Linked DNA regions of Homo sapiens: region 1 is linked to region 2. A link is an interaction called in ENCODE POLR2A ChIA-PET data of the cell type or tissue named here. Cell type or tissue: PC-9. All regions are shown on one strand. Each heading gives the region's core, and the rest is flanking DNA. Links, peaks and the distances in the headings are about the cores only.

Region 1 (16,807 bases), core at 3,263-11,262, 68 kb after region 2:
GAAGTAGATAGCAGTAACATCCCCATTTACAAATAGGAAAATGGGTCCTTATAGAGGTTAAAGAGGTTAACTGACCTGTCCAAGGACCCCATAGCCTCCTGGCAGTCGGTTCTGTGACCTGGATCTTCTGTCTCCTAGGCTAGTGCTCCTTCTGCTGCATCCCACTGCTGATTCTTTTTTTTAATTTTTTTTCTTTTTGAGATGGGGCCTCACTCTGTTGCCCAGGCTGGAGTGCAGTGGTGTGATCTTGGCCCACAGTAACCCCTGGTTCAAGCAATTCTCCTGCCTCAGCCTCCCAAAGTGCTGGGATTACAGATGCCTGCCACCATGAGTGGCTAACTTTGTAAATTTTTAGTAGAGACGGGGTTTTACCATATTGACCAGGCTGGTCTCGAACTCCTGGGCTTAAGCCAACCTCCCTCCTTGGCCTTCCAAAGTACTAGGATTACAGGTGTGAGCCGCCATGCCTGGCCTCCACTGCAGATTTTTTTATTCAGTGGACTCATTACCACTGCTGTGTCATCACTTTCAAGTATGCCTATCAGGGGCAGAGCCTATGAATTTCTTTCTGCATATCCCCTCCCTCCTTTCCCTATAGTACACGGAACAGACTTGGTACCACATTAGTCAGAGTTCTTTTAATTGCATGGAACAGAACCCAGTTGAACAAGTATAAGCAAAATGGGGCATTTCCTGACAGGACACTAGGGGTCCTCTTAGGACCTAAAAGGGGCTAGACCAGGAACCAGAAAGCTGCTAGGAGTCCAGGCAGCTACTTGGTGCCCATCTATGCTTTGCTTTTGCATGATGGTCTCCATCTCCCTCCCCTGCCCTCTTCCCCTCTTCTTCTTTATCCTTTTTATTTTCTTGTCTTACTGCACTGGTTATGACCTTAGTACTGTGTTAAATAGAAGCTAGTGTGGCAAATCCTGGCTTTTTTTTTTTTTTGAGACAGAGTTTCACTCTTGTTGCTCAGACTGGAGTGCAATGGCGCGATCTCGGCTCACTGAAACCTCCGTCTCCTGGGTTCGAGCGATTCTCCTGCTTCAGCCTCCCGTGTAGCTGGGATTACAAGCGCCCACCACGACACCCAGCTAATTTTTTGTATTTTTAGTAGAGATGGAGTTTCACCATGTTGGCCAGGCTGTTCTTGAACTCCTGACCTTAGGTGATCTGCCCACCTCGGCCTCCCAAAGTGCTGGGATTACAGGCGTGAGCCACTGTGCCTGGCCCGACAAATCCTGACTTTAAGAGGAAAGCTACCAATATTTCACCAGTTATTTATTTAACAAATCTTTATTGAGCACCTACCATGTGCCAGATACTGTTGTTCAATGGGTTAGGCATTCTCCAGTGAACAAAACAGAAATTCCTATTTTCATGAAGCCTACATTCTTGTCACAGAAGAGGGACAGTAACAAAATCTATGTTATGTCCGAAGGTGATATGTGCTATGGGGAAATATAAAACAGAAAGGGGAATAGGACGGGTTGCAATTACATGTGCTGTGACCAGGAATGACTTCATTAAGAAGGTTGAGGCTGGGCGCAGTGGCTCATGCCTGTAATCCCAGCACTTTAGGAGGCTGAGGCGGGTGGATCACGAGGTCAGGAGTTCCAGACCATCCTGGCTAACGCGGTGAAACCCCGTCTCTACTAAAAATACAAAAAAATTAGCAGGGCATGGTGGCGGGCGCCTGTATTCTCAGCTACTTGGGAGGCTGAGGCAGGAGAATCACTTGAACCCGGGAGGCGGAGGTTGCAGTGAGCTGAGACTGCGCACTGCACTGCAGCCTGGGCAACAGTGCGAGACTCTGTCTCAAAAAAAAAAGAAAGAAACACTTTGGCTGCTATGTTTAGAAGTGATTATAGGCGGCAAAGGTTAAAGCAGGGAGACCAGTTAGGAAGCCATTGTAATAATCCAGGTGGGAAACAAGTGTGGTCTGGACCCAAGCAATGGTGGCAAAGCTAGTGAGAAGTGGCTAGATTCTGCATATATTTTGAAGAGGCAACAGGATTTGCTGATGGACTAGATGTAGGCTATGAAAGAAAGAGGGGAGGTGTCAGGATAATGCTGAAGTTTTTTTATTTGAGCAACTGGCAGGATGGAGCAGCCATGAACTGGGTGGGGGAAGGACTGCATGTGGAGTGATGGTTGGCGGAGGCAGGGAGGGGAGTGGGGGAGAGCAGGCATGCTAAGTTGTTGTGGGCATGTTATGTTTGAGATACCTATTTGACATCCAAGTGAAGGTGCTGAGTAGGTAGCTGCATATATGAGTTGGGAGAGGGCTGGGTTGGAGATATAAATTTGGGATTTATCAGTGTATAAATAGTATTGAAAGCCGTGGGAGAGGATGACATCACTAAGTGAATGAGTGTAGACACGAAAGAGCAGCGGTCCAAAGACTGAGCCCTAGGGCACTTCACCTCCTATTGAGAAGACAGAAGGAACCAGCGAACGGGGACCAAGAAATCAGCTAATGAAACGGAAGTAAACTAAGAGAGCAGAGTGTCCCAGCATGGGTTCCAAGGAGGTGGGAGAGATCACTGCTCTCAAATGGTGTATATTTATTTAACTATCTTATCACAGGCATAGATTCATGTGATTACTACCACAATTAAAATACAGAACAGTTCCATCACTAGGACTCCTTGTGCTACCCTTTTATAGCCACATGTACCCTTTCCTATCCCCTTGTATTATTAATACAAAATTTCTGAATTTGGATTGCTAATCTCAGTAAAGCATTTTTTATTTTTGTTTTAGGATTTTTGCTTGTATGCTCAGGAGTGAGATTAGTCTATGAATTTCATTTCTTGTACAGTCCTCATCAGATTTGGTATCAAGGTTATGTGAGCCTTATTCAATGGATTGGAAAACAGAACTCTTTTTTCTTAAGGGTTTACTTAAGATAAAGTTGTTCTTAGTTTTGATCAAAGTTGCCACAGGTTTGACTGTTAGTCTTTAGAACCAGCTTCTAGTATTTTTGGTCTACTCTTTTGTATCTTTGTCTTAATTTCATTATTATTTCTTTCTCTTTTTTTAGACAAAGTCTCACTCCATTGCCCAGGCTGAAATGCAGTGGCGCAATCATAGCTCACTGCAGCCTTGAACTCCTGGGCTCAAGTGATCCTGCTGCCTTGGCCTCCCAAACTGCTTGGATTACCAGCATGACCCGGTACTGTGCCTGGCCTGTAGAGTTCTATATATATATATATATATATATATATATATATATATATATATATATATATATATATCTCTATTAAGCTTATTCATTGGGCTGAGCATGGTAGCTCATGCCTATAATCCCAGCACTTTGGGAGGCCAAGGCCAGGAGGATCACTTGAACCCAGGAGTTCGAGACTGTTTTGGGCAATATAGCAAGACCCTATCTCTACAAAAAATTAAAAAATTATCCAGACATGATGGCATGGGCCTATAGTCCCAACTATTTGGGAGGGTGAGGTGAGAGGATCACTTGAGCCTAGGAGTTTGAGGCTGCAGTGAGCTATGATTGCATCACTGCATTCTAGCCTGGGTGACAGAGCGAGACCCTGTCTCAAAAAACAAAAAATAAAAACCTCTTTTTTTTTCTTTTTTGAGACAGAGTCTTGCCCTGTCACCCAGGCTGGAGTGCAGTGGTGCGATCTCAGCTCACTGCAGCCTCCACCTCCCAGCTTCAAGCAATTCTCCTGCCTCAGCCTCCTGAGTAACTGGGATTACAGGCTCCCACCACCAGGCCCAGCTAATTTTTGTATTTTAGTAGAGGCGGGGTTTCACCTTATTGGCCAGGTTGGTCTTAAACTCCTGACCTTGGGTGATCCACCTGCCTCAGCCTCCCAAAGTGCTGGGATTACAGGTATGAGCCACCGTGTCCAGCCACAACCACACTTTTAAAAGGATGCTTGGGCTATTTTTCCAGCATTTCTCTACTTTATTCTGAGAGGGTTTTTGGTTTGTCTACTCTCTGTCATGTGTTTGGAAAGGGAAGTTTTTCTTTTCTTTGCTCTCCTTTTCTGGGAATGGCTCAACAAACTTGTTGAGAATGACTAGAGTCTTTTAGGCAGGAATCAGAATCTGATTCATCTTGGGTGAGGATCTGTTTTGATCCAGGATCACACAGTACAACCATGGTTTCAGGGGCTCACCCTGTGGGTAAGGCATTAAAGTGGGATAAACAGGAGAATAATCGTGGGCTGGATGCAGTTGCTCATGACTGTAATCCCAGCACTTTGGAAGACTGAGGCAGGAGGATCGCTTGAGCCCAGGAGTTCAAAGCTGCAGTGAGCTATGATTGTGCCACTGCATTTCAGCCTGGGCATCAGAGCAAGACTGTGTCTCTTAAAGAAAAGAAAAGAAAAGAAAAAAAAAAGATAAAGAAGAGCAATAGTGAATGAATGTTATTGAACACATAATGTAGCAGGCTTTGTTCTACTTACTTTATATATATTAACACATTTAACCCTCACTATAGCCTTATGAGGTAGGTACTATTATTATCCTCATTTTACAGATTAGAAAATAGAGGCATAGGGAAGATAAGGAATATGTTCTAAGTTCCACAGCTAATGAGCGGAGCAGTTAAGATTTAAATCTACACACTACCTCTAAAGCTTAATTTCCTGACCACTATGTTATGTTGCCTCAAGAGCACACTATAAACTTGGAGTCTTACCTTCTGGGTTCACTTGCCATTCACTTAGCTAGTCTCTCCTCCCTGTAAGGCAAACTGTGGGTCTCAGTGTTTTCTGTAAAATAGGAATGATTGCCCTGTGCACTGTACAAAGCAGGTCTTAAGGGACAGGGCATAGGGAAAGCTGCTGGCTGTCCCTGACTTTCTGACATGAAGGAGGCAGTTCTATTCCCACTTGTCTGGCAAGAGTACAAGTGCAGCTGCCTTATGCAACAGGTGCCTTTGGGAAGGATTGGTTGCCAGGTGGCATCTGGTGTAGGGGAATGGGACTGGACTGAGAGTCAAGAGAATTGGGTTCGAGTCTCAGCTTTGCTACTGAATTGCCATGTGAGCACTATGAAGAGATCTTTTACTAAGTCAGAAAAAATTTCCTGGGTGGGCACAGTGGCTCATGCCTATAATCCCAGCGCTTTGTGGGGCTGAGTTGGGCTTATTTATTGAGCCTAGGAGTTTGAGACCAGCTTGGGCAACATGGTGAAACTCCATCTCTATTAAAAAAAATTTAAAAAAAAAAATTTCCCATTCAGTCAATATTTGAGTACCTACTGCATGCCAGGCACTGTGCTAAGAATTACAAGAAGACACCTGTTAATTGTCTGAGAATTGATTTCAGGCCTCTTCTGTGGCAGATAAAAATTCTACCACATAACCAGTTGAAATGGACAGTTTTAGGAAGTCATCAGTTTTTTCCCTCAAACATGGTGAAATATCAACTGTACCACTGCTGGTATGGATCCTGCTGATGGGGATGACTTTTTAGGCCCTCTGCTCTGCAATTCTGTGATTCTCTGACCTTGATCCTTTGACCTTGTATTCCCAACTGTGATTAAGCAGAGTATTCTAGTTGGGCTCTAAGTCCTGCCCAGGTCTTCCATTATGTGATCATGGCTCCCTGAGATATGGCCTATGTGTCTGCATCTCAAATTTCTTTACCCTAAACCATATTTGGGAAGTCTTGGGGCAGAGATGTCAAAGTAAAAGGCTTACATGCTATTATTTCCATTACTAAGCCCGTGGCAGACATTGCTAATCAATCTCAACACTCCTTTCCACTGAGCCTAAACCCTCTTAAATCCTGACCGGGGCTTTGCACAGACCACCCAACTCCTCATTTTATCCCTCATTAGAGCATGGCCAGTGCAGCGAGGGAACTGGTTATCCAGCGGTTGAGTCTGGTGAGGAGTCTTTGCGAGAGCGAGGAGCAGCGGTTACTGGAACAGGTGCATGGCGAAGAGGAGCGGGCCCACCAGAGCATCCTGACACAGCGGGTGCACTGGGCCGAGGCGCTGCAGAAACTTGACACCATCCGCACTGGCCTGGTGGGCATGCTTACTCACCTGGATGACCTCCAGCTGATTGTAAGTCAGGCAAGGGTGAGGGCATGACCAGTTGGCCAGGCTCCCCAAAAGCCTGAAAATATCGAGAATGTTTGTCGGTATGAGGAGGGTGGAAATGAGAATTTGGAGCAGGGATGAGTGACAAAGATTCTTTGCTTGGCCAAACTTTAGTCAGGCTTCTGAGCCTTCTCCCAGGCCCATCTGTGCACTTCATTATAAAATCCAGTTTTTGCAAAATAACCCTGCTAAGTCAGTGTAGCCAGAAACCCCCATCCTTGATATCTGATCATCCTTGATATCTGATCAGGTTCCTCATCCACCACCATCCCCTAGGTGATGTCTGATCACTGTGTTCTGTCTGCAGCAAGAATCCTGTTAGGTAGGTTTAGCCATAATCCCCCTTACCCCCAATGTTTCCTCTTAGTAATTTTCCATCCACTAACCCCCAACCCTGCTCCTTAGCTATAAATTCCTACCTGCCCACGCTGTATTCAGAGTTGAACCCAGTCTCTCTCCCATTGCAAGACCCCATTGCAATGAGGTCTTGAATAAAGTCTGCCTTACTGTGCTCTAACAGGTATCATTGAATAATTTCTTCTCTGACATGAGGCAAGGGAATAAAACTATGTTTCTTTGGCACTGATAATAGTTTTCTTTTGATAGTGAGTCATTGTATACTGAGTGCCTATTATATGTGAAGCACTGTGCTATGGGGCAGAGTAACGAGATGCAGCTGTCAGCTGCTCCCAGCCTTACAAAGGAGACAAATACACTGGCTGACAATTAGGATATGGAAGGATATGTGCTATGGTAGAGGAACTCACCCATGCTAGGGACGGACAATCCAGGCTAGGGGAAAGAGGGGTCAGGGAAGGTTCCCGGATGAAGCGACTTAGAAGCTGATGCCTGAAAGATAAGAAAACTAGCTGTGTCAAAGGAAGTGAGGAGGTGGAAAGAGTTCAGGAGCATGTAGAGAGAACACTGTGCTCCGGGGAGCTGACAAGGTCTTCGATATGAAAACACAGAGCTCATCCTTAATCCTACCACCCAGAAATCACCATGATTCATATTTGGTACATAGCCTTTCAAAGTATTTTATATAGATAGGCAGCTGCCTGCAGTTTTGAGGGGAGAAGGTGGCATCTGAGTCACAAGCAGAGGAAAGAGAATGTGGAACACCTGAGCTGTCCCACTGCCTCTGCAAGTAGGGCAGTTTCTATGACTGCTCGAAACTGTGCATTCATTTAGTCACAGCATCCATGGACAGAGCATGCTCTTTCACAGACACTGGGACAGTCACAATAGAAGACTCAGAAAGAGTCGCAGCCGTCCAGGAGCTAACAGTCTTCATGGGAGATGCTGTTGGGTGAACAGGCGATGGTCCTGAGTGGAGTTGAGGGGAATCCAGGATGCCCTGGGACATGGGGTAGAGTGATTCATTCTGAGCATGTGTTATGGGTGTGTGTGTGTGTGTGTGTGTGTGTGTGTGTGTGTGTGTAGAATAGCCTAGAAAGCTTTATGCTGGTCTTAAAGACTAGAAGTTTTTATTCTAGAGTCCACATGGAGCCCTTTCTGGTAGTTAAATCTGTCTTAGCATTGACTCCCTGCTGGGTATCTGGTGCCAAGCTTGACTTTGTTTTCTTTTCTCACAGCAGAAGGAGCAAGAGATTTTCGAGAGGTGAGTATAGACCCCGTGATTTGACTGGGTAGTCTTGGAGACCCTTAGACCTCTTCACACTCCACTGCCTTCAGCCCTGCTGCTCTTGGGAGAATGCACAGGGTGTGCAGCTGAGTGGCTTTTCTGGAGCCTGGCTCTGTGGACAGGGAATGTCTCTGCCCTTGGCTTAGAGAACTGCTTTAAAACACATGGAAAGGCAGTGGAATACTTAGTAATCCAAGGCTTGCCACTGCTTTCTTAAACTTCCTCTGTAAAAAGGTAGTCACCCTGTTGGAGGGTTTTACCACCTCCATGTGCAGATGAAAATGTTGAGATTCTAAAAGGGGAAGGGATCTCCCTAAGCCTGGAACCAGGGGTTGGACCCATCTAACACCTGCCCCGGTACTGTTGCCTCTGCCTCACTTCTCCTTTCCCTGATGGAGGAATCTTTGAAACTTAAGTCTGCATTACCATTCAGATTTTGCATTTTAGCTCTTCAGTAATAAAAGAATTTCACCAGGTCCTGCCTGAGTTCTAAAAGAGCTGAGGGCCTGAGGAAGTGGCCAAGAGGACATAATTTGCCAGGCAGAGTAATTCACAAACCTTCTGTGTGAAATTTCAGAGTTATACTTAGGGAACACAGTCCATTCTTCTTATTTATTTACTTATTTTTCTGTATTTCAATGGGTATAAATTATTTATTTTTATATTGAAGTTTCAATAGTAATACATGTGCATGAGAGAAAAAAAATCCACCAATATAAAGCCATTTAAAATGAAAAATGAATCTTGCTGGGCATGGTGTCTTACACCTGTAATTCCAGCACTTTGGGAGGCCAAGGCAGGATGGTAGCTTGAAGCTAGGAGTTTGAGACCAGCCTGGGCAATACAATAAGACCTGATATCTACAAAAAAAAAATTAGCCATGCTTCGTGCTGAGAGCCTATAGTCCCAGCTTCTCAGAAGGCTGAGACAGGAGCATCACTTGAACCTGGGTGGTTGAGGCTACAGTGAGCTGTGCTCACACCACTGCACTCAGCCTGGGCAACAGAGTAAGACCCTGTCTCAAAGAAAAAGAAAAAAGAAAAAGAAAAATGAGTCTGCATTACCCTTTCCCAATCCTATTCCCTGACAGTGATGGGTTTGAACAGATGTGCATTTGTGGACTTATATATAGTCATAGGAGGGTATGTGGCGGTTTTTTGGTTGTTGTCTTAAAAATGTTTTTTAGGCCCGGTGGCTCATGCCTATAATCCCAGCACTTTGGGAGGCCGAGGAAGGTGGATCACTTGAGGTCAGGAGTTCAAAACCAGCCTGGGCCAAGATAGTGAAATCCTGTCTCTACTAAAAATACAAAAATTAGGTGTGGTGGTGTGTGCCTGTAGTCCCAGCTACTCAGGAGGCTGAGGCAGGAGAATCTCTTGAACCCAGGAGGCGGAGGTTGCAGTGAGCTGAGATGCGCCACTGCACTCCAGCCTGGGTGACAGAGTGAGACTCCACCTCAAAAAAAAAAAAAAAAAAAAAAAAAAAAAAAGCTGGGCGTGATGACTCACGCCTGTAATCCCATCACTTAGGGAGGCCTAGGCAGGCAGATCGCTTGAGGTCAGGAGTTCACAACCAGCCTGGCCAATATGGCGAAAGAAACCTATTAAAAATACAAAAATTAGCTAGGTGCGGTAGCGTACCCCTGTAATCTCAGTTACTGGGGAAGCTGAGGCAAGAGGATCACTTGAGCCCAGGAGGCGGAGGTTATAGTGAGCTGAGAGCCTGCCACTGCACTCCAGACTGGGTGATGGGAGTGAAACCCTGTCTCAAAAAAAACAAAAAAATCAAAACACAGATAGGATCATTTTATACCTGTTGTTGTGAAACTTGTTAGGCTATCTGGGACATCTTTCCACATCAGTACATTTACATTCACGTCACTTTTTTGAAAGTTTGTGAAATATTGCAGTGTAGACGGATCATATTTATTTTACTGTCTCCTAACGCATGCTTGGCTTGTTCCCACTTCTCCCCTTGTACAATCTTTTCACACTTCTGCCCATCTTCTCTATCTCCTTTATCTTTGTCATCTTCCTTTAATACAGTGTGTCCTTAATATCAAGCTGATCTGATTTTTTAATTGATCTTTAATTTTTTATTCAAATGATTCATTTATTCAAATGATTTCAAACTTAGAAAAAAGTTGCAAAGGTAGTATAACGAGCTTCACGTAGAAAATATCAATTGTTGACATTTTGCCACATTCATTGTCGCTCGTTCTCTCTGTCTTCCTATTTATCTATCTAGTATATATGTTAGAAACTTATTTTTTTATGGTATATTTGAGGGTAAATTCCAGAAAACATGAATTTTTCTTTCAAGATACTTCAGCATGTTTCTCCTAGAAACAAAGACATTCCCTTACATCACCCCAGTGTAAATTAAGGAAATTTAACATTGATATAATACTATAATCTAATACACAGTCCATATCCAACTGTTGCCAATTGTGCAAAAGTTCTTAATAGTGTTTTATTTTGTTTTCCTAATTCAGCTGTCTTTTTAAGTCTAGAATTATTCCTTAGCTTGTTTTTTTTTTTTTTTTTAACATTTTTAAAGAGTCAAGGCCAGTTTTATAGGATCTCCTTCAGTTGGGTTTATCTGATGTTATCTTATGATTAGATTCAAGTTATACATTTTTAGCAGGAATACTTCATAAGTGATCTGTCTTCAGTTCATCATATCTGGGGGCACATGATGTCCCTTTGTCCGTTATCAAGGATGTCAATTTTGAGCACTTGGATGTCTGCCAGGTTTCCTCATTATAAAGTTATGCTTTTCCTTTTATAATTAATAAGCAGTCTGTGAGGAGACACTTTCTGCATATATATCCTGTGTCCCTTCAGACTTTCTCCCAATAGTTTTAGCATCCATTGGTCACTCCTGCCTGAATTATTCCTTTTATTTGCTTGTTTGTTCCCTTATTCAATATTAATACAGACTGATGGATTCTTATTTTATTCAGTGCATTATAATCTGTCACTGTTATTACTAATTTTGACATTCAGACTGTCCCAGATTTGGCCTGTAGAAGCCCTTTCAAGCTGGACCCTGTGTCCTTTTGAAAAGTTCCCATCATTCTTTGAGCACTTTCTTGCTCTCTTTCACAAGAAGCACAAGAAGAAAACCCCAGCTCAACTTGTGCTTTTCCTGCCCCTGAATCAGCTGCTTCTCCAGGGCACCTGGTTGTTTTTAGTGGAGAATGATATTTAGAAACCAAGATCTGAGCATTAAGGGTACTCAGTGACCTTGCTTCTAGGCCTCACTCAGCTCACTCAGCATATAGCAGATGGAACTAGGAAGGGAGAAAGAGAAAGAGAGAGAGAGAGAGAGTGTGTGTGTGTGTGTGTAGCTGTTTGATGCATGAGTTTGTGTCACAGCTTCTTTTTTTTTTTTTTTTTTTTGAGATGGAGTCTTACTCTGTCACTTAGGCTGGAGTGCAGTGGCGCAATCTTGCCTCACTGCAACTTCCACCTCCTGGGTCCAAGCGATTCTCCTGCCTCAGCCTGCCAAGTAGCTGGGATTACAGGCATGTGTCACCACACCCAGCTAATTTTTGTAATTTTAGTGGAGACAAGGTTTCACCATATTAGCCAGGCTGGTCTCGAACTCTTGACCTCAAGTGATCCTTCCACCTCAGTCTCCCAAAGTGCTGGGATTACAGGCATAAGCCACCATGCCCAGCCTGTATCACAGATTCTAATTCCAATGTAACACCTCAAGGTTTTTCCTTTGCCCTCTCCCTTTCTACATTTGTACCTTTTGTTATTTTACAGTGAGGACTCCAGCCCCCAACAACATCAGTATTTGCTCAGTCCTACAATACATACAAAGTTGTCCGAGCATTGCTAAGCCCATACTACTATTGAAAGGCCTATCCATAGAGTTCCAGATTTGTCTGTAGTTCTTTATGCCCCCAGGCTGAGCGAATATACTCTCAAAGTAGTGTTCAAAAGTTGTGAAGCCCCATCTAGCCGGAAACTCACTTATCTGAGAAGTGCCTTGTTGGCTCTGGTGTTTCCACGCTTGTAGCTGGGCTCAACTCTGACTGGACACTGCAGCAGATCCTGCCGCACCATCTGGGCATTCTGATCCTGGCCAGGGCCTGCTGTGTTCAGGCCCTTTTTCATTTCCACCCCTTTGGGGCCATGAGTTTTGTCTTCGGTACCATAGGGCAGCTAGCCCGGGTGGTTCGCTGTAGACTTCACTATGTTCAGCCTCACATTTGCCCTGGGATGACAGCTTAGCACCGCTGACATCAGCTCCTCTTTCTTCCCCACCTGTTGGCGGGAGCTCCTGCGTTCTGAGAAGATGGCAATAGACCCTCTGTTGTCCTGACCACAAAGAGCCTTTGTTACTAGAGCTTGCTCCCAGCATTTCTAAGGTTCTGTTCACCTTATACCTCCCAAGACAGAACAGTGACAGTCTTGCAAAGAGCCATCAGGGCACATGCCCCACCCCTGTGCCCACTCCATTTATGCACAGAGCCATGAGATATGGGGAGAGAGTGTGTGTACTCGGAACCACTGCCTGATCTCAACGCCATCTTCAGGATTGGAGGCAGTAGGAAAGGTCTTTCTCAGCACCTAGGTCAAAAGGCTGCAAAGCTCCATGGTAAACCCCTACTTTGCCCTATATTCCTTTGAGATTTCACTTCAGGTCAAGGAAAAAATTATGTTGAATGCTGCCTGGGCTTCATCCCAGTTTTGTTCTATTTTTGCATGGAGGCATGACTTGAATCTAGCTCCCCTTTTTAGCTCTGAATCTGTTCTGTCCTGTTAAATCAGATAACCACTACCTCCCAGGTTATAGCAAAGTTGAGGTATGATTCTGTAGAGAAAACAGCAAACCCAGGCCCTCACTGCTGATACATGGCAGTTTTCAACTCCTAGGCATCATATTGTCCCAAAATACCTCTCCAGCAAAACCCAGCCCCCATTGTGAGCTGAGGGGAGAGTTATTGAGAGCACACAGTGCCATGATTCATTTGTGGCTGGGGTGATAACTGATGGCCCTTTCCTCTGTGGACCCCTCAGGTGTTTGCATTTTTAAAGTAGAGGAGTGGCTGTACCTTCTGACAAAACCCAGGGAAACATGACTGCCCCAACAGGTCTGAGAGGGAGGTGAGATATTTTCCAGGCAAGGGCAAGATGTTGGAGTAGAAAGACTATCGTGCAGGGGTTCCAGAGGCCCAGGAGGTCTTAGCCCCAGCTCTGCCATTAACTTACTGAGGGACTCTGGCAAGTTGCTTCCTCTGCAGAGCACACCACCTTCAATTTCTAATACTGGCACCAAGAACACATCTTCCTATAAACTGTCCACCAGCTTTGCTAAAATTAAGGCTTCTGGGGGGCACAGGGGAAATGGCCACCTTCCCTTTTGGCCCAAGCACCTGTGTGGGGCCTGGATGCCACTCTTTTTTTTTTTTTTGAGACAGGGTCTCACTCTGTCACCCAGGCTGGAGTGCAGTGGCATGATCTTGGCTCACTGCAGCCTCGAACTCCTGGGCTTAAGCAATCTTCCCACCTCAGCCTCCCAGGTAGCTGGGACTACAGGTGCATGCCACCACACCCAGCTAATTTTTAAATTTTTTGTAGAGATGGAGTCTTATTATGTTGCCCATGCTGGTCTCAAACTCCTGGGCTCAAGTGATCCTCTCCCACATCAGGCCTTCCAAAGTGCTAGGGTCACAGGGGTGAGCCACTGCACCTGGCCCTAGCTGCCAATCTTGGTATCGCCTGATAGGAGATTTTACTTCTGTTCTTCTCTTCACCCCATATTGATCCAGATATATTTCCAGAACCATCCTGAATCTCTGTCTCTGTTTTTCCCCATATAAGGACCGAAGAAGCAGAGGGCATTTTGGATCCCCAGGAGTCGGAAATGTTAAACTTTAATGAGAAGTGCACTCGGAGCCCACTACTGACCCAACTCTGGGCAACGGCGGTTCTTGGGTCTCTCTCAGGTTAGGAGCAGTAGAGCCCAGGACCATTAGGACAACTGGGCTTCTGTCTGTCTGTCTGGGGTTCACTCCTGGTTCACAATGGGGACCCGTGCTTCTGAGATGATAGCTTAAACAAGTCATGCTGGATGCAGGCTGGTCAGTAGGGTCAAGGTTCCAGACAGGCCTGGGGCAGCTGGGCCAAGTCCTTCCCATTTCCGGACTAACATGTTCTGTGGTTGGGTCAAAGATAAATCTCATTCCTATAAGTCATGTCTTCCTTATATCCTGACCTACTAGGGCAGCCCAGTATTATTTATTGGAAACCTGGGGTTTCTCTTTAAGAAGATAAAATTGATGGCCAACTGAAGAACATCTGGACCAAGAATCAAACTGCCTGATTTGCCTCACTTATTCACTTTACACACACTGACTCAGGCCAACTGTGGGCCCCACCCTGTGCCACATGCTGGGGCCACAGAGGTAAACTGACATGGTCTTCTGCCTCCAGGAATTCCCATTTAGCACAGAGGTTCTCCAGAGCAGGCCTCCTCCAAGTTAGATGGAAGCTTCCATTCTCCCAATGGTAGTCTTTCACAATTCGTGGAACAGTTAGGTTAATAGACTGATTTTTTTTTTTTTTCAGTTTTAATCCTCCCTCCTCGTATTATCCTTACAATTTTGGTAGAAGCTGTAGCTTCTCTACTCTAGATTCTGGTATCAAATGATGCCTGATTTACCAGCAGTTTAGATATTTGCTAGAAATTGCTTATCTCATGCTTCCTAGCTCCCAGAGGCTGTGTTTCTAGGACACGTCCAATCTGGAGGCCACAGATATGACCAAGTAGAAAGAGTATAATCAGTGCTACGTATAGGAACAAAATGTTTTGTCTTCATTTTGCCCCTCCCACCAAGTCAGTGTGTAAACTTGGGCAACTCCCTTTTTCTCTCTGGGCCTTATTTCTATCAGAGTTTACAGTTGAGGGTCTTGACTGATAGTAACTATTGTTATGAAGGCTACAGTTTATAGAGCACTTACATGCTGGGCACTTTACATGTATGATTCTGTTTAATTCTCGTGATCACCCAGTGAGAAGTCCTATTTTGACCCCCGTTTTGCAGACAAGGCTCAGAGAGAGTAAATGGCTTATATGAGGTCACCATGCTAGTGAGTGGTGAGGAACCTTTTGCTACCTGGCAGGACCAGGTTAGGGCAGGGGTGGGCCCTCGGCAACTCTGAGAATTCTTTCTGGCAGGCACAGAGGACATACGGATCGATGAGAGGACAGTCAGCCCCTTCCTGCAATTGTCAGATGATCGAAAGACCCTGACCTTCAGCACCAAGAAGTCAAAGGCCTGTGCAGATGGCCCGGAGCGCTTCGACCACTGGCCCAATGCCCTGGCTGCCACCTCCTTCCAGAATGGGCTCCATGCCTGGATGGTGAATGTCCAGAACAGTTGTGCCTATAAGGTGGGCGTGGCTTCAGGCCACCTGCCCCGCAAGGGTTCTGGCAGTGACTGCCGTCTGGGCCACAATGCCTTCTCCTGGGTCTTCTCTCGCTATGATCAGGAGTTTCGTTTCTCACACAATGGGCAGCACGAGCCCCTGGGGCTGCTGCGGGGCCCAGCCCAGCTGGGTGTAGTGCTGGACTTGCAGGTTCAGGAGCTGCTCTTCTATGAGCCAGCCTCCGGCACAGTGCTCTGTGCCCATCATGTGTCCTTCCCGGGGCCCCTCTTCCCAGTCTTTGCTGTGGCCGATCAGACCATTTCTATCGTCCGCTGACCTCTGGCCACAGGAAGCCAGGTCCACCGCCCACCACCCTTTCAGGCCATGTTTCTACTCAGTGTGCTTTTCCCAAATGATGTGTGTGGTGTTTCTAAGAGAAACAGGGCCCATAACCAGTGGGCAGCTTTAGGAGGGATGGGGATCTGTTTCAGATCTAGGCATAACCTGTAAATCACAGGTGTCCAAACTTTTGGCTTCCCTGGGCCACATTTGAAGAAGAATTTTCTTGGGCCACATAAAATACACTAACGATAGCTGATGAGCTAAAAAAAAAAAAAAAGTCTGTGTATAATTTTTGTGATATCTGCCACCACAGATAAGCAAAAAAGTCCTTGCATTCAAAGGGTTGGAGATTGCTGCTTTGAGTGCTGGGTACCTGTGGGGAACCTACTACTCCCTGGGCCTTAGTCTCCCAAATCCACCATGCATCTGCCCCTCTGAGGGTGTCTTCACTTTGTCTCTGGCATCTAGCATGGTGCCTGGTGCATAGTGAGCATGCAATAAATATTTGGCAGGTGAGTGGATGGATAGATGGATAGGTGAATGTAGGTGGACAGGTGACTGGGTGGATGTTGTGGTCTCTGGAGAAGCACTGCCATTCAGCCTCCTGCTCCAGCTGTTCACATGCAGAAATGCTCTCTTCACAGGCAGAGAAGCCTGTGGCTAAAGTTTCCACATCCCATTAACTCAGTGCTTTTGTCTTTTTCATGACATGGCACATAGAGAAAATATTTTTTTCTAGCACACAAGAGCAACCTGAAAGGCTGCTCCTGGCCAGAGGACTCTGTCCCGGGGGACCGTGTCCTCCCCCATGTCCTGCCTAGGCCCTCAGAGGACCAGGGGATCATGTCTCCAGGTAACCCGACTGTAGCCCCTGCTGGCTGAGCTCCAGCCTGTGCCCACTGATAATAGCAGGGACGGCCTTTTCTCTTAGAGCAGCTGATAAGTTTCCCTACCTGATGGCCCCCTCTGACATAAACTGCACACCTGGGGTGATGGCTTAAAGCCAGAAAGAGCTGAGGGAGTTAAGAGGGCCAACCTTAGGGCACGTGGGCATTATTAAAGGTCTTAAAAGCATTGAAGATTTATTCCATGTTCTTTGTTGATAATTGGGTGTATACTGTACGCTGGCCTGTCTTCATACCCTTATTGCATTCTCGGAAATAAGTGGGTCGCAGCTCAGTGTAGCGGAAAGAGCCTGGAGACATTACCAAGACCCAAGGCAAGTCCCTTTATGTTTGTCTCCATGAGGAGTTCACCCTAGAACAGTGGTCTTCAAACTTTTGTCCAGGAACTCTCTTCAAAAGTAATCTTACCTACAACTTTAGGCTCCTGCGTCCAAAGA
Region 2 (10,144 bases), core at 1,287-9,286:
GATCTCGGCTCACTGCAACCGCCGTCTCCCGGGTTCAAGCAATTCTCCTGCCTCGACCTCCCGAGTAGCTGGGACTACAGGCGCGTGCCACCATGCCCAGCTAATTTTTTTATTTTTAGTAGAGACAGGGTTTCACCATGTTGGCCAGGCTGGTCTTAAACTCCTGACCTCAGGTGATCTTCCCGCCTCAGCCTCCCAAAGTGCTGGGATTATAGATAACAGGTAACGCGCCCAGCCATATTTGCCTTTAAATTACAATTAATCTGAAATTTCAGAGTTACAAATTACCAGAAAACAAGGATTTTCACTCTTGTCCAATGCTACAGGTATATAAGTCTCCCTTCCTGGTTCTGTAAGTTCAGGGAGGCTAGAATCTGTTAGAGAACTTTTCCATTAAGTTATAATTTACATACAATGGAATGGATTTATTTTAAGTGTACAATGCTGTCAGTCTTTACAAACGCGTACCATTCCTGTGATCGACACCTCTGTCAATATAGAGAATAGTCCATCACCCCAGAAAGGTCCCTCATGCCCTTTTCCAGCCAACTCCCCCTTCTAAAGCAACTGCTGATCTGACTTCTATCACCACAAATTAATTATGTCTATTCATACTGTGAATTCATTTGTGGCAGGCTTCTTTCAGCATAACATTGTTAAGAGTCATTCATGTTGTTGCATGTATCAGTAATTCCTTTTTATTGCTGGGGGTTATTCATTTTTATGACTGTGCCATAGTTTATCCATTCTCCTGTTGATGGACACTTGGGCTGTTTCCAGGTCTGGGCCAGTCAGAATGAAGCTGCTATAAATATTCTTGTACCAGGCTTTTTGTGGACATGAGTACAATTGCTGGGTCATAGGGTAGAGGTATGAGATGTATATTTAACTTTTTCTAAACTCCCCACCAGTTTTCCAAAGCGGTTACACCATTTTACATTCCCGGAGTTCTGGTTACTTCACATCCCTGTTAACATTTGGTGTTGTCAGTCTTACCATTTTGCCCAATCTAGCAGGTGTGTAGTGATCTCCCGTGATTTTCATTCTTATTACCCTGATCATTATTGCTCTTGAGTGCTCTGTCATATGCTTTGCCTGGTTTTTTAAATTGTGTTTGTCTCTTTTGTCTTTATTTCCATGTGCATAGTCAGTTATACCACCTTGTATTGAAGAGACTTTCCTTTCTCTGTTGGAATTGTTTCAGTACCCTTGTTGAAAATCATCTGACCATATATGTGTGGTTATTTCTGTACTTCCTATTCTCTTCCATTGATCTATTTGTGTATGAGTGATTTTTGTATCCCCAACATCCAATTTAGGGCCTAGTAAATGTATAAATGCTTGATGAATGAAAGAATATAACAGTGGAGGAAGAAAGAAGGTAACAGAGTCTTTGCTGGGCCATTCTTGGGGAATCCTGTTATTACAATAGCCACTAGGTTGGGCATGGTGGCTCACACCTATAATCCCAGCACTTTGGAAGACCACGGTGGGTGGATCACCTGAGCTCAGGAGTTCGAGACCAGCCTGGCCAACATAGTGAAGCCCCATCTCTATGAAAAATACAAAAATTAGCTGGGCATGGTGGCGCACACCTGTAGTCCCAGCTACTCAGAAGGCTGAGGCAGGAGAATGGCTTGAACCCGGGAGGTGGAGGTTGCAGTGAGCCAAGATTGCGCCACTGTGCTCCAGGCTGGGCAACAGAGTGAGACTCTGTCTCAAAAGAAGAAAAAAAAAAAAGCCCTAGAGGTTTACAGCGATTCCATGGTTTTCAGCTAGCACCTAAGGCAGATAAGCTTAGTTGTTGAGTCATTGTTTATGTCAGAAAGGAGCTTCCTGTTAATATGGTTATATGAATAGTTTCAGAAGCATTAATAACTTAAGCTATAATGGCTTAGAATACTTTATGTGTTGTAGAAACTGAATAAATATCAGCTGGTTGATTGTTAGTGTGATTTGGTTTTAGCTATGACCGTTCATGGCGCTTATGGGATTTGGAGGCTCAAGAGGAGATCCTGCATCAGGAAGGCCATAGCATGGGTGTGTATGACATTGCCTTCCATCAAGATGGCTCTTTGGCTGGCACTGGGTAAGGCTTCTCCCATGTAGTCAGGGGCAGTTCAGTACTCTCACCTCTTACCTATACCTGCTTCCACAGAGAACTGGATTCAAAGTGTTCATTTCTAAATTATTTTCTCAGGGGACTGGATGCATTTGGTCGAGTTTGGGACCTACGCACAGGACGTTGTATCATGTTCTTAGAAGGCCACCTGAAAGAAATCTATGGAATAAATTTCTCCCCCAATGGGTAAAATAAACACACTGAATGAGGGGCGAAAAAGGGTTCTGGGTCAGTAAGTACTCTATTTCTAACTTCAATACTGCATCCAATCCACAGCTATCACATTGCAACCGGCAGTGGTGACAACACCTGCAAAGTGTGGGACCTCCGACAGCGGCGTTGCGTCTACACCATCCCTGCTCATCAGAACTTAGTGACTGGTGTCAAGTTTGAGCGTAAGCTTTCCTCCTATTTTACGTCTAAATGACACAGACAAACAGTATTGTGTTCCCGTGGAATGCAGGCCAGGCTTTAGCTTAACTGAGCAGTAAAACAGGAGAGAAATTGACCTACTGGTAAAGGAGCAAATTATAATTTCCTTCCCTCTGCCATACCCTTAGATCTGTGGGAAAGCACGCTTCTCGTTGCAGGAAGTAAAGCAGACTTTCATGAGTGCTTTGCTTCATTCTTTCCTCCATGGATGCTCTGAGCACTGAGTCCTTAATATTATTCTGAATAGATTCTCGGTCAGGGAATGAGCCAAAAGACCTTACTGTTATTTGTTCCCTTAAGTCTGTAGAAACAAGTTTTTTTAAAAATAGTATGTTTTTGCAGACTTTTGTGCTTTTGTCTTCTCTTTTGAATACTTGAATTCCTCAAGCAATTCCCCTTCTCTTCTCCTGTAGCTATCCATGGGAACTTCTTGCTTACTGGTGCCTATGATAACACAGCCAAGATCTGGACGCACCCAGGCTGGTCCCCGCTGAAGACTCTGGCTGGCCACGAAGGCAAAGTGATGGGCCTAGATATTTCTTCCGATGGGCAGCTCATAGCCACTTGCTCATATGACAGGACCTTCAAGCTGTGGATGGCTGAATAGATGACAATGGGAAAAGGACTTGAACCTCAAGCTCTCTCTAAGGAGCTGTTTTCCTCAAACGAGAAGAATTGAAGTGTTTAGTTCTATCATGTTTTCTGCCAATTACCATGCATAGACCCTCAGTAGAATTGGATTTCCATGTCAGCCCCCACTCCAGGAAGGCAGCCCAATCCCTAGGTGATGGGGAACCCCTCTCACGGTTGAAAATTTATTACCTTTTTACGCCCTGCCACGAACTGTGTAGACATTGTTTTTATTAATCTTTTGTTTGGCCGGGCGTGGTGGCTCACGCCTGTAATCCTAGCACTTTGGGAGGCCGAGGTGGGTAGATCGCTTGAGCTCAGGAGTTCAAGACGAGCCTGGGCAACATGGCAAATGCCGTCTCTGCAAAAAAATACTAAAATTAGCTGGTCGCGGTGGCTTCTGCCTGTGATTCCGGCTACTTGGGAGGCTGAGGTGGGAGGGATTGCTTAAGCCTGGGAGGCAGAGGTTGCAGTGAGCCGAGATTGCGCCATTGCACTCTAGCCTGTGTGACAGAGCAAGACCCTGTCTCAAAAAAAAAAAAAATTTGTTCGAATGCCTTATAGCCTTCCTCACAGCACCCAGGATTGTGACTGACTCTGCATTTTTAATTCTTGAAACTTGGCTTTCCATAACATGGTACATGCTTCAGGACTACATATGACCCAGAGAGCAAGGTGGCTGAACTATAGTCTGGAAGCCCTCAGGTAAAGAGGCACATCTCACCACTCATTGGTTAAACAATGCATCATAGCGAGCACTTTTCCTTTCCCTGGAGAATGGGATGTGAAGCAGTAGACCGCAGCCACGCCGATGGTTATACAGTGAAGAAGACTTCACCTCTTCCTATTGAGTTTGCTTGGAATGCTGACAGCATCAGGCAACTCTGAACTGAACATTTGCTTTGTCAGAAAATATCTTTTTTTTTACTTTGAAGTTTGGCAACCTTCATGTTACCCCAAAGCAAAACCATTGTGTCAGGAGTCAAACAAATGTTTAGAAAGCAAACATGACGTCTCTATTGTACAACCTCCTTTCTCTTGGCTGTTTAAAGGATGTACTTCGTGTATTAAAGGGTACTTTATGTTGAAGTAACGAAAAAACCCTAATGGGTGTTCCTAAACCTAAACCTTTTCTTTATTCCACATTTGCTACGGTAAAATCCTGTTACAAAACTACCCTATAAAGAATTATTTTCTATAGTTAAGCATTTTCTGAATCCTAGCCATTGGTCCATAGAGGTCTCTTTTTTTTGGTTTGGGATATAATGGATGATCTCAAATATGGATTACTCTGATTTATGTCTCCTTAGCACCTTGTTAACAATTTTTTTTAAAATAGAAGGCTGTTTGCATTTTGGGCCAGACTGCCAGTAAGCCAGGCCTGGACTCAATTACAATTCTTAACTTGTCTGTCATGCACCTCTTTTCACCTCAACTATACAGCCTCTGAACTCTCAAATTACACAGTAAATTCAAAAAAATATATAGGAATTTGGAAGAAGAAAAGGTTGTCTACAGAGGAGAGTTATTAAAGAAAGGCTTCTTGGCCGGGCACGGTGGCTCACGTATGTAATCGCTTGAACCTGGGAGGCGGAGGTTGCAGTGAGCCAAGATCACACCGTTGTACTACAGCCTGGGCAACAGAGCAAGACTCCATCTCAAAAAAACTTAATTTGCTGTTGCAGAGAGGTTGACAATGGCTTTGGTCAGCTCTATTCTGTGGACCCTGAATGTGTGATATATAGCCAAACAACTGGTTTGTTTTGTTTCATTTTGAGACAGGGTCTCGCTTTGTCGCCGAGATTGGAGTGCAGTAGTGCGAACACAGCTCACCACAGCCTTGACTTCCTGTGCTCAAATGATTCTCCTGCCTCATCCCCTCATCCTGTGTAACTGGGATCACAGGAGGATGCCACCATGCCTAGCTAATTTTTTTGATTTTTTGGTAGAGACACGATTTCACTTTGTTGCCCAGGCCGGTCTCAAATTTCTGGGCTCATGCAATCCTGCCTTGGCCTCCCAAAATGCTGGGATTACAGGCATGAGTCACTGTGCCTGACCTAAACATACTGTTTTTAATCTGATTTCAATTATAACCAAATAGTTGCATTTCCTATGTAGTTGTTCAGCTTCTGAATTCTCAGGACTACCCTCTGTTGCTCACTTCACTATTGTTCAGGTATTAATGAATTCTATTTCATAGATTATGATGAAAAGAACTTTTTTTCTTCTTTGTAGTATGTGTAAAATAATGAAGAACACTGGTGAATTAGCATGCAATTGGATATAATGTGCTAACAAAGATTTTTAGTTTCTCAGGTTTAAATTTTGCTATTAGTTCCCTTCGACTTGTTTTTCTTTGTTTTTTGGTTGGTCCAAGAGGTAGCAGTTGGGTGAAAACATTTCATCCAAGCCTTTGACAGAACAAATACCTTGTGGGCTATTTCTTCACAGGAATTAAAACATCATTGTAAGAAAGTGGTTAAGAAGCACAAAGCCAGGTGTGGCATTTGTGAAAATGGCAAGATAAACAGCCACCGTTTCACAGAACACTTAGTCCCTACCTAGATGGTATACCAGGCACATTCAGATACCTTGTTTAATCCCCACAATCTTTTGAGTTTATTATTCCCTTTTTATGGACAAAACAGGCTCCAAAAACACTTGCTCAAGTTTAGCCAGCTAGCAAGTGATGGAGCTTGAATTTGAACTGTCATCTGACCATTGATGACCTTATGAAGGTTTCACAGGTTCCCCACACTGGCCAGACAAAAGGACCGGTACAGCCAGCATGGCCTGTTTCCTGTACGAAGTCTGAGCTTTTTAAGGACTCTCCACTTTGTATAATGCCCCCCACCCTTTTTTTTTTTTTTTTTTTTAAGAGATGGGATCTCAGCCGGGCGCAGTGGCTCACGCCTGTAATCCCAACACTTTGGTCAGGAGTTTGAGACCAGCCTGGCCAACATGGTGAAACCCCATCTCTACTAAATATACCAGAAATTAGTTGGGCGTAGTGGCAGGCACCTGTAATCCTAGCTACTCGGGAGGCTGAGACAGGAGAATCGCTTGAACCCGGGAGGGGGAGGTTGCACTTAGCCGGGATCGTGCCGTTGCACTCCAGCCTGGGTGACAAGAGTGAAACTCCATCTCAAAAAAAGATGAGATGAACTCCTAGGTTCAAATGATCATCCTGCTTCAGCCTCCTGAGTAACTGAGATACAGGCACGGGCCACCGTGCCCAGCTTGTATACTGCACTTTTGACAAGTCACTTCCATCTCTGAGCTCATGCCCATGTTAAAGTAACTCTCGCACATCCTGAACGGATGAGGAGCCTATTGTCAACAAGATAGCTATTTGCATTTTTGGTTAGATGATCTTTCATCCTGTGGAACTGGCAACATAAGCATTGCAGCAGGTGTTAGTATCCCAGACCTCTGAGCCCTAAATGTCAGCAGTGCAATTCACCCCCTCCACTGACTACAAAAGATGCTCCCATGCATTTCCAGATACATTCGAAGAGGATGGGACTGCCCCAAGCTAGAGCTACCGAATATGAAAACAGGAGACACCATGATGTTCAGGCAGCCCTCCCTCTCCATCAGCGGGTTCTAGGATTCAACCAACCATAGGTCGAAAATACACTACTGACCATATACAGACTTTTTTTCTTGTTATTATCCCCTACACAATACAGTATAGCAACTTCACATCGCATTTATATTGTATTAGGTATTGTAAGTAATCAACAGATGAATTAAAGTATAGAGGAGGATGTGTGTAGGTTATATGCAAACACTACATCATTTTATATCAGGGGCTTGAGCATCCTCGGATTCAGGTATCTTCAGGAGGTCCTGGGACCATTTCCCCCTGAATATCAAGGGATGACTGTATATCCTCACCTATCGGAAAAACCCTCAAACTTACATCTTGTCTTATTTGGGTGGTGTATCAACCACTCCAAGGATCTAAGTTCTTTTTTGACTGAAAAGACTCTACCACCTACTAGCTGGGTGGCCTTGAACAAGGTGGAGCCTCAGTTCCATCTGTAAACTGGGGATTAAGCTTGCTGAGGTTAGTAGGCCTAGTGCAGAGGCCAGTGTTCCTTCCTGGGCTTTTCTCAGTTTCTCCTGTCCTGAGCTGCCCTCGCCTGTCCGCTTAGCTCAGAGGACATGGTGAGATTATTGCCTAACTTATCTGCCACAAGTTTAAGGAGCAACACTGTGTAAAGAAATGAAGTCAATGGGGAAAGGTGGAGTCCCAGCTTTAGTGTAATTATCTTTGATGGCACAAATGGAGAGATAGTTGCTAGTCCCCTAAAGGAATATGTAGGCAGTTTTGCAACTTTGTAATGGAGACTTTTTCTTCATATTGGAGCTTAAACCGTTTGGTTTTTCTAAATGTGAAATATACGTATTGGATATTTTGGAGTATTTTGTACATTAAAACACCTGGGGGGAATCTAACATTATTTGGAGCAAATCAACCAACTCAAATTCTGGCCTCTGAACGCTTTTTCTGCTTATCAAAAAACCCCCAAAACCTCAAAATGTTATCCTTACATATTTGTGATGGTATCTTTTGTGTGTGATGGTATCGTTTTTTTTTTTTTCCTGAGACAGAGTTTCACTCTGCTGCCCAGGCTGGAGTGCAGTGGCGCAGTCTTGGCTCACTGCAACCTCTGTCTCCTGGGTTCAAGCAATTCTTCTGCCTCAGCCTCCTCAGTAGCTGGGATTACAGGCACGCGTCACCACGCCCAGCTAATCTTTGCTGGGGATTACAGGCGTGAGCCACCGCGCCCAGGCTGTGATGGTATCTTAACCACTTTAAAATTGTTTCAGAGCCTTGAGCCACCAGGCAAGGTTAAAACTGGGGAAACAGAAATCAGAGTTTTAGACACTGCAAGGTTGCAACTTACCAAGCAACAGCCTGAGCCCCCAAATTCTGTCTGATTGGTTCCTGGATTCTATCATGTAAAGTGAAAGCTAGGGTTCCCCCGCTGCCTCCCATGGCCTGGGATGGGAGTTAAACTTTTGCCTGTGTCCAGCGTTTCCATCTTCTTGAAGCTGGAATTATGGAGCTTGGGGGAAGGGAATCAGAACTCTACCCCATGTCCATTCTAATCAGGGCCTCTGTATCTGCCGGGAGGAAGAAAGACCTATTCCTCCAAATCCCAGACTTCCCCTAGTCCACTGATCTAACATCGTTCACCTTTAGATTTCACCTAACACTCCATGAACTACATGCTGGCAAGAGGTGGTCTCATAAAAGCAGCAGCTGAATGAGCACACCCCTTCCTGCTAGTGAGGGCCATCTGCCACCCCTGGATAATCCTACTCTTCTCTTCCCTCAGTTCTGGCACTCAGCACCAGCCCAGTAAATGGTCGTGGAATGAATAAGTGAATGAATTAATGAATACAGAACACTTTTACTGCAACCAGTGGCAAGACATTCAAAGAGAAACAAACACACATTTACCCACAGAATTGAAGCTCACTTCCCAATTTTTTTTTTTTTTTTAGCAACCCATAGTAAAAGAGCAACTCAAAAAAATATGCACTGATTTTGAAGCAGCTCCAGTGAGAAATGCAACTTGCTATTTGGGCTAGTCAGGTTCCTGGATACCACTGTGCAGCCCTTTGGCACAACTTGCTGTGGAGCTCTGTGGTCAGAACCGCTTCTCTGCCCTTCCATGACGCCACACTCACACCCGGAGGTCGCTCCACATCTCCCAGTCCTTCAAGCTTTTCGTTTTTTTGTTTTTTTTTAAAATTGTTCCCAGAAGCAAACACATGGCCTGAACAATCCCTGGATTGTAAAATAAACAACACTACAAAGGAAGACAATACCAAATGAGGCTCCGTAGTCACCATACCCAGCAGCAACCGAAAAAGGTTTGGTTTCTTGTCTGGGAACAGCACTCACCCCACACCCCAAAGGAACTGCTTGGTCCAAAAGATGGAGAATATGAGCAACAGAGTGACACTGAGGATGACGGCCATCAGGTAGGCAAAGATGCGGAACTGAGGGTTGCGGAAACACTCCCTCAAAGAGTGGTGGCTGGGGATGAGGATGGGCGTAGACACGGTGGCAGAGGCCGTGTCTGGGGGCGGCCCAGTCTGGCCCCCAGGCTGGGGGCCAAGGTCCAGCGTGTAGACTTGAGGCTGGCGCAGGAAGTAGCGGCTCTTGGGCTGGTCCTTGAGGCACAGCTGATGGCCTTCCAGGATGACATGGTGGGGCTCCAGGCGGAGCAGGGCGAGCATGGCAGTGTCCGTGGGCAAGTCAGTGACAGGCTGCCCTGAGGCCAGCACTGTGGGCTGGCGACAGAGTGGGCACAGCAGGCGGCGCCGGGCTGGAGTCACAAGGCTGAGGTGGGCCAGACATTCCACGCAGAAGGAGTGGCAGCAATCCAGCATTTTGGGGGTATGGAACGTGTTGTTGAAGGGGTTCCAGCAGACGGGGCACTCAGCCTCAAGCTCCCGGCCCTGCTGCTCAGCCATCCTCAGCCACACACGGGGAGGCTTCGCGGGAGACGTCCTGGCAGAAGGGGGAAAGGAGCAAAGGAACAGCCATGAAGTCCCATCCTTGTGCTTGGCCTGGGGCAAAGTGTTCTGTGGGTGTTGAAAGGTGTAATCACCACGTTTTACTTAGGTTCAAAAGCGTTTTGTTCTTGATCACCAGTTCCTAACCCATCGAGTTGAGTCAAATGCTCCTACAGCCTCCCCTCTGTCAAGGTGAAGGCCTGGGCCACCCCTACCAAGAGCCCCCAAGAGAGCCGGCATTGGAGCAGATGTCGCCCTGGGCTTTGGAGCTGGACGCAAATGCTCCTTATGGTCATTGTCTGTGCCCTTGGCTGCCCTGAATCCAGGGAGCTGGGGGTAAGCTGCAGTCTGCGGGTTTTGCTACAGGACAAATGTTTCCTTCCCTGCTACCTCAAATCCCTGACTAGCGCAGAGATG

Evidence for each region. ChIA-PET counts read pairs that join two places held together with the same protein. Peaks named below come from ENCODE experiments on the same cell type or tissue, not always from the same donor. Only the 100,000 strongest peaks of a DNase experiment are listed, where the experiment ranks them.
Region 1: POLR2A ChIA-PET joins it to region 2 with 11 read pairs; 4 of 35 experiments call an interaction of 5 or more read pairs at or near these places.

The regions. Positions count from the first base shown.
Region 1 is chr9:113,354,684-113,371,490 of GRCh38, forward strand. BSPRY (B-box and SPRY domain containing) reads left to right here. Exons shown (of 6, transcript NM_017688.3): 3 at 5,824-6,054; 4 at 7,686-7,711; 5 at 13,576-13,700; 6 at 14,933-16,539. The coding sequence ends at 15,459. Among named protein-coding and RNA genes, the nearest start is that of BSPRY, 14 kb to the left of the region's middle. RefSeq lists enhancers at 14,735-15,235, 15,236-15,736. In PC-9, for the core only: no CTCF peak of the experiment used is centred there; a DNase peak (open chromatin) is centred at 6,678; H3K27ac peaks cover 707 bases.
Region 2 is chr9:113,288,500-113,298,643 of GRCh38, forward strand. PRPF4 (pre-mRNA splicing tri-snRNP complex factor PRPF4) reads left to right here. Exons shown (of 14, transcript NM_001244926.2): 11 at 1,967-2,089; 12 at 2,201-2,308; 13 at 2,399-2,517; 14 at 2,968-4,406. The coding sequence ends at 3,161. It overlaps RNF183 (ring finger protein 183), which reads right to left. Exons shown (of 5, transcript NM_001371237.1): 5 at 8,594-9,722. The coding sequence starts at 9,685. The coding sequence ends at 9,107. Among named protein-coding and RNA genes, the nearest start is that of RNF183, 9.8 kb to the right of the region's middle. In PC-9, for the core only: no CTCF peak of the experiment used is centred there; no DNase peak of the experiment used is centred there.